Regions from separate parts of the Homo sapiens genome. Here region 1 is linked to region 2. Evidence: chromatin contacts called from ENCODE Hi-C or POLR2A ChIA-PET data. All regions are on one chromosome and are shown on one strand. The core of a region is the stretch at or near the end of the contact, and the rest is flanking DNA. Distances in the headings are between cores, read along the strand shown. Region 1 overlaps THSD4 (thrombospondin type 1 domain containing 4). Region 2 overlaps THSD4 (thrombospondin type 1 domain containing 4).

Region 1 (3,452 bases), core at 858-3,357, 450 kb after region 2:
GGATAATGCAAGTCACAAAAACATCAGCCTGGAGAGGCCAAGAAAAGTGTCTCGGGAGAGGTCTTGAACTGTTTCGGTTTTTTGGTTTTGTTTTTGTTTTTATGGCAGAGTCTAGCTCTGTTGCCCAGGCCAGATTGCAGTGGCACGATCTCAGCAAACTCCGCCTCCTGGATTCAAGCAATTCTCCTGCATCAGCCTCCCGAGTAGCTGGGACTACAGGTGCACATTACCACGCCTGGCTAATTTTTGTATTTTTTGTAGGGACAGGGTTTTGCCATGTTGGCCAGGCTGGTCTTGAACTCCTGAGCACTAATGGTCTGCCCACCTCAGCCTCCCAAAGTGCTGGGATTACGGGCGTGAGCCACTGCGCCTGGCCTTGAACTGGTTATTGAATGATAAATGGGACACTTGAAGAAGAACAAGGGGAAAGGGCCCTAAAAGGGTCAAAACCTAATTTGCAGAGTAATAAAAATATAATTCTCATCCAAGTATATGGTGAGCATGGGCTGATGTCTCATTTAACTAATAACAGAGCAGATGACAGAGGAGGGTTTGCAAAACTGATACGGGAATTGTTAATGAAAAATAATGCTAGAATAAGATTCCTAAGTTAGTAGCAAAAATGAGTTAATGATCTACAGTGTAATAAAACTAACCTTTGGAGGTTTTTTTTTTAATTAGATAAAAATCATTTGTACGTTTTCAGTTTTCTATAACTTTTCATAGAATCTGGGCCCTAATCACTGGTAAATAGCATGTCAAGTGTCAGGCAAATTTATCTGCCTTTACAGAGTCAGATGACCCTTAGGCAGACTTTTTCTTTTTCTTTTTCTTTTCTTTTTTTGAGACAGGGTCCTACTCCATTGCCCAGGCTGGAGTGCAGTGGCACAATCATGGCTCACTGCAGCCTCAATCTCCCAGGCTCAAGCCATCCCCTGACCTCAGCCTCCCGAGTAGCTGGGACTACAGGCACACACCACCACACCCAGCTAACTTTGGTATTTTTTGTAGAGACGGGGTTTTGCCATGTTGCCCAGGCTGGTCTCGAACTCCTGGGCTCAAGCCATCCTCCCACCTCAGCTTCCCAAAGTGCTGGGATTACAGGCGTGCGCCACTGTGCCCAGCCTAGGCTGACTTTCAAGCAATGCTCTAGTAAGAAACTCTACCCATAGTGATTCTGATGATTCTGTGTACGCTGCTGCGGGCTCACGCTGACTTCCTGTTGACTGAAGGTTGTCTCTCACTCTCGCTCTCTCATTCCTGAACCAGCTGGGACATCGGGGAGTGGTCTGAGTGCAGCAAGACCTGTGGCCTGGGCATGCAGCACCGCCAGGTTCTGTGCCGCCAGGTGTACGCCAACCGCAGCCTGACGGTGCAGCCCTACCGCTGCCAGCACCTGGAGAAACCTGAGACCACCAGCACCTGCCAACTCAAGATCTGCAGCGAGTGGCAGATCCGGACCGACTGGACCTCGGTACGCAGGCAGGGCAGCCCGCTCTGCAGCTCCCTCTCCAGCTCCCACCACACTTTCCAGCCTCCCCCACCAAGACCTGAGATGGGTAACCCTGAGTTCCACAGGAGGGAACCCGTCCCGTGGGGGTCTGGACGGCTGTTTTTGCAAACCACAGGATGTACCAATAGTTCAATAGAGTTCAGGGTAGTGTGTGCCACCCACAGCCAACTTTATGAGTGAGCCCAGGGGGAGCCCTCTGATACTGGCCTCATCTGCTTTGTGAGTCATGGTGAAGTGAAGGTTGGCAACTGCTGGTAGAGCCAACTCCTTCCAATTTTCCCTACCCATTTTATAGCTGAAAAGACTGAGGCCTGGAAGAATAGAGTAGTGTCAGTCAAAATTAAGGCTGTTAAGGCAGAAATAATTTGATAAAAGATTTATTGGAAGCCAATGTAAGGATCAGCCCAAGAAGACACACGAACAACGTTGGACATGTTCCAAAGTCTGTTACAAGTTGAAAGGCTTTTAGAAGAAAGTTTAGGAGAGGAGACGGGGACCCCTTGAATCGGAGTTGTCTTTTTCATTGGAGGGTACAGCACAGAGGTTGCAATCACTGGCTACAGATGACGACATACAGGCTAAAATGTTTTAAGTGCAAGACAGTCAATAAAACTTCATGAGTCAGAAATAAATCAGCAAAACTTTATGACTCAGAAACAAACCAAACAAACCAGTGTCCTCTTCAATGTCCACAGGTTACGTATTAATCAGTATGTCAACAGTTTGAAGAATTCACAATAAGATTTGAGGAACTGACAATAATATTCTTTACTCTAAACAGGATGTAAGCCATGAATCCTAAGACCTTCTTCCCAGGCAACTTAGAACATAGTTTATTCTTCAAGGGCAGAGGTGCATGACTTAACCCCTTGCCTGCCATGGCGTTGGGTCCTGTTTATAATTTGGTATCTTATTGCCACAGAGAGTCCATTCTGTCAGTCTTATGATTTCTCCCTTAACATCAGTGCTGGTCGGTTGTGTCTAGACTGCAAAACGGAGGTGGTATGACAGGGTGTGTCCAACCTTCCATCCTGTCATGGCCAGGAAATCCATTTTTAAGGTTTCTCTGGGGGTCTCCTTGGCCAAGAGGAGGCCCATTCAGTCAGCTGGGAGGCTTAGGATTTTATTTTTAGTTTACAGTAGGCGAGGCATCTAAGAAGGTCTTGTAGAAAAGGGTTGTGGAGTTTTCTAGGGCTCAGATCCCTGCCCCAGCTGGTGACATGCATGACAGAGCCTCAGTCTCATGGGGCTGATCACAAAGGCTGCGGGCTCCATACTGGCAATTCTCTCCCAGAGCTGAAGCTGCTGGTTCCCCTGACGTCAGTGTGCTGTGTTTCAGTGCTCGGTGCCCTGCGGCGTGGGACAGAGGACCCGTGATGTGAAGTGTGTGAGCAACATTGGGGATGTGGTTGACGATGAGGAATGCAACATGAAGCTCCGGCCGAATGACATTGAGAACTGCGACATGGGACCCTGTGCCAAGAGCTGGTTCCTCACCGAGTGGAGCGAAAGGGTGAGTGTGATGGCGGGCAGAGCGCCGGGGACCGAGGTCTGCCAGGTGCCTCCAAAACCACACAAAGATGAGTCACTAGCTCAGAATCCCAAGACTGATTTCTGGCTCTGGGGGGAAAAAAAAGGCCCAGAGAGGAATTATCGTAGGCTTTCTATCCTTATGTGAGGACTGAGGGTCTCCAAAGGTGAGGAGGGTGTATGCAAAACTTGATTGAATTCTCCTTAGCACTCCATGTGGTCACTCCATAATACTAGGTGAAGTGAATCATTACATCCCATCGTTCATATGTCTTGTAAGTGCCTGGTGTCTCATAGACACTCAGCAATGGCAGGCCCCTCTACTGCTTTTTGCCAACTCAAAACATCCCACACCCCGTTCCCTCCCCAGTAGCCTGGCCTCCCATGGGAAGTCTCAGGTGTCAAAGAA
Region 2 (3,714 bases), core at 998-3,497:
GATGGTCTTGATCTCCTGACCTTGTGATCCGCCCATCTTGGCCTCCCAAAGTGCTGGGATTACGGGCATGAGCCACCGCACCTGGCCAAATATAACAGGACTTTTGAAGTTCTTTTTATTTTCCCTGCCTATCCCCTCACCTCCAAGTTCTTTTTGTGTTTGTGTTAACCCTGCCTTTCTTGTCAGGGGCTTTCCCCAGATGGCTGTCAGCTTTTAGAGTATATCCATATTGGACAGGTCGAAAGTTCTACGTGCATGTGCTGCAGATGCCCTGTGCCGTGCAGCTCAGCATGCATAGGTGGGGTAGTTGGTTGATGAGCTTTTCTTTAGGAGAACAGATTTTGAGCTATCTTTTTTTGTTGGAACCCTGCACACAACTGTCATTATGTAGATGGTTTTCCTCTCAGGTGGTTGGTTTTCTCCAGAGAAGAACCCTTGAATCTCCTGCCTGTGGAGGTGGACGTGTGGTTGGTGTTCTGGGTGCCCCTTGCCCTGAGCTCTGTTCTCCATGGTGCCTGTTTCCTGGGTCTGCAGCCCCTTCTCAGTTTCTCTGAAGAGTAAACCTCTCCCCTGCTTGGGGAGGAGCATGGGGGTTACGTAGTAGCCTGGCTGCATAACATGGGCTTAGTAGCTCAGTTTTCCATCATGAACCAGAGCCTCATCTTTCATGGTTCCTGTGCCTCCGAGGGCTGGGCTACTGGGGTGTCTGTCAGTCCAGATGGCTTTGTTCTCAAGTTTCCTCCACAGTGGATATGAATGTTTGCAACTTACACTCAATTACAACGCTTTCCTCTACTTTTCTCCAAGTTTGCTGAAATCTTTATTTGTGGATATCTCCTCTCTTTTTGCTTTGTCCTCATAGGTTAAAACGTTTTAAAATTCCCTAACAGTAGGAAATTTAGTAGGGTTTTGGAAGGGAGAGGAGGTGTAAGATGGTCACTCTTCCATGTTTAACTGGAAGTGGAAAGTCTAGGCTTTTGCTTCAGGCCTGGGAGGTGCACATGAAACAGTCCCTCCCAGTGGCTGCCTGGGGGGTCCCTGAAGGGTGTGAGACCACCGTGAATCCTGGGGCAGGGCACTTGCAGTACATGTGCTATGTGTTTGCTAGTATTGTTTTAGATGTTTGATCTCCTAGCCTTTGCTTTTCTTTGTATTTTTCCTGCTTTAGTCCATTTCCCTTCTAGCTCCTTCTGTTCTCATTTATCTTCTGCTGCTGCTTGGAGTTACATTTTCAGCAAGTCTGTAACACCTCTCTGAACCAAAGGCTCTCAAGTTCATCTTTCTTTCTCCAAGCCTACGCCTGTGCTGCTGTCATGAGTGGCGAGCTTCTGTTTCTTCTGTCTTCTTGTCAGTCCCAAGTGCCCTTTTACAGAGAATGCCTGTTTTTCACTGTCTAGCTCAGTTACCAGGAGTCCCTGTGAATGACACCCACAGGTCCCTCAAAGAAGTCAGATTTCTCTTGGACCTGATAAAGCAAACAAAATGTGACCCAAGCAGGCTGAGTTGGACGGGTCCCTTCTTACCTTCGCCCTCTGCCATGTTGACATTCTTATCTGATGGCACAGGCTGGGAGTTCAGGATCCACTTAGATGGGGTCCGTTCAGGGGATACCAGCGTTCACATTTTTCCTTTTAAGAAAGGGTCTTGGCCTGAATGTTCCCCATCCGGACACAGGCTGCATGTCTCTGTGAGTGTCAAAGCTGCCATGACCATCTCGGTAACCTACTCTTACTCCACAATGTCTATATTCACTGCAGGGCTCTATGATTAGTCCATAATGTAAATGCCTGGCCCAAGACGTATGGCCTGAGTTTATCCAAGGCCCAAACGATTACCAAACATTCCTCTTAGATAGAAGACAGATTTCTTTCCCTTGGCAAAGATCTTCTACTAAGATATGTTACAGGATGTTTTACATTCTCTTGGTCTTATAATAACACCACGCCCAATCCAGTATTTGATGCGTCGGTGGTCACTCGGAAGGTTGTTATTTTAAAAATACTTATTGTTCTCAGTCTGCAGTTCTCACAGCTGTAAAAAAAAAAAAAAAAAATACAGTCTTGTTTCCACCTTTCCAGAGTTTTATGGCACCTGGGAACTGGGATCAAGCTGGGACTGGGTCCAAGATTGGGGTGGGTGAGTGGCGCTTGCGTCAGGGAATGTGAGTGCCCTGCAGGCTGGAAGGGATGCTCTGGTTGTAGCCTTAAGATAAACAGATTGGGCTGGACATCTGTGGTTTCAGATTAGGCAGGAAGGAAATCATCTCCTACCTGGATTACTCAATATCTTCCTTACTGGTCCTGCAGTGATCCTGGGAGGGTGATATGATCGGCTTTGTTTACAGATGGATGAACCAGATGAGTCCCTAGGAAGTGAAGTGACTGGCCCAGGATCACGATGAACTCTCAAGGCCAAGTTTGAACCCAGGCCTTCTGACTCCAAGCCTGTAGTCCTTTCACTGGCCTACAGCTGCTTCCTGAGCCCCTTTCCTGGTTCAGTCAGGCAAAACAAACCAGCTTCCTGCGAGTTAAGGGGGAAAAGGGTTTAATGGGGACTGACTCATTGAGATTGGCAGTCCCCTTTGGTTAATTTCATCAGGTCATCTCCTAGCGTTCCATTTCCTTTTGTGGAGACACAGATCAGAGGCAATCTGGCTCTGTATGAACTCACTTTGTGACTCTGGGTGAATCATTTCCCTCTCTGGGTTTCAGGTTCCTCATTGCACAGTAAGTATATTGGAATTCAGTGGTTCTCAAATCTGCTGGAACGTCAGAATCACCTGGGGACATTTTCTTTAAAAAAAAAAAGCCAGCTCTATTGAGTCACATTTTACAATCAATGAGTTTTAGTAAGTTTACCAAGTTGTGCAACTATCAGCATAAATCAGTATTAGAACATTTTTATCATGTCAGTAATATCCCCATCCACTCCCACTCCCTGCCCTAGGCAACAAGTAAGCTATGTACTTTCTGCCCCTGTAGATTTACCTTTTCTGGATGTTTCACATAAATAGAATCATGCACTGTGTGGTCTCTTGCATCTGGCTTCTGTTACTTAATATAACATACTTGAGGTTCATTAATACTGTAGCATGTATTGATAGCCTATTCCTTTCTATTGCTCAATAATATGGCAATTGTATGATATGTCACATGTTATTTATCTACTTATCAGTTGATGGATATTTGATCCAGTTGATGAGTCATGAATGATGCTGCTTAGAACATTCATGGACACATTTTTGTGAGGGCGTATGTTTTCATTTCTCTTGCGTATATACCTAGAAGTGGAATTACTGGGTCAAATGGTAACTCTTATGTGTAACTTTTCAGGAAATAGCCAAACTGTTTCCCAAAGTGTCTGTACCATTTTACATTCCCATCAACAATAGATAAGGGTTACCCTCTGGAGAGCTTTTTAAAAATTGTCATTTCTGTGCCCTACCCACCTGAGGTCTGGCATGGGGCCCAGGAATCTGCATTTTATGAGCTCCCCAGGTAATTCAGATACATCTGGTTCGTGGATATGTGTTTCGGCCCACTAAGACCGGATGACCTCTGAAGCCTCCCTAAGGCCTGTTGTCTCTATTAGTCTGTGCCTCTCGGGCAAGACGCACCTTCCTGCCAAGTCTCTCTGGGTGTTTGTCTTTGGATCAGAGAATCAGTACGCAGAGCAGGGCTGAGGGAGTTGGCCAAGCAGCGTGCATAACTCTGC

Evidence for each region. A loop is a pair of places that touch in the nucleus more often than their neighbours do. ChIA-PET counts read pairs that join two places held with the same protein, here RNA polymerase II (POLR2A). Pooled maps may share reads with other maps.
Region 1: a map of PC-9 shows a loop between it and region 2 (13-fold over the local background). The contact joins two enhancer-like sites. A Hi-C loop is called at or near these places in 4 of 168 maps with a recorded cell type or tissue (HCT116, MCF 10A, PC-3 and 1 more) and 3 of 50 pooled maps. POLR2A ChIA-PET finds 5 or more read pairs at or near these places in 1 of 52 experiments (HEK293).

What each region holds. Positions count from the first base shown.
Region 1 is chr15:71,745,569-71,749,020 of GRCh38, forward strand. THSD4 (thrombospondin type 1 domain containing 4) reads left to right here. Exons shown (of 18, transcript NM_024817.3): 13 at 1,270-1,474; 14 at 2,853-3,026. Among named protein-coding and RNA genes, the nearest start is that of THSD4-AS2, 56 kb to the left of the region's middle. Within about 2 kb of position 2,108, at least 9 of the 41 ENCODE cell types and tissues checked have a DNase peak (open chromatin) inside an H3K27ac peak, as active enhancers do; they include HCT116, PC-3 and PC-9, where a contact is called at or near this core.
Region 2 is chr15:71,292,889-71,296,602 of GRCh38, forward strand. The region is part of intron 6 of THSD4 (thrombospondin type 1 domain containing 4); the gene reads left to right. LOC124903520 (a long non-coding RNA gene) reads right to left here. Exons shown (of 2, transcript XR_007064700.1): 1 at 2,271-3,714; 2 at 1-2,031. Among named protein-coding and RNA genes, the nearest start is that of THSD4-AS1, 110 kb to the left of the region's middle. RefSeq lists an enhancer at 1,973-3,172 and a silencer at 2,422-2,716. Within about 2 kb of position 2,248, at least 17 of the 41 ENCODE cell types and tissues checked have a DNase peak (open chromatin) inside an H3K27ac peak, as active enhancers do; they include HCT116, PC-3 and PC-9, where a contact is called at or near this core.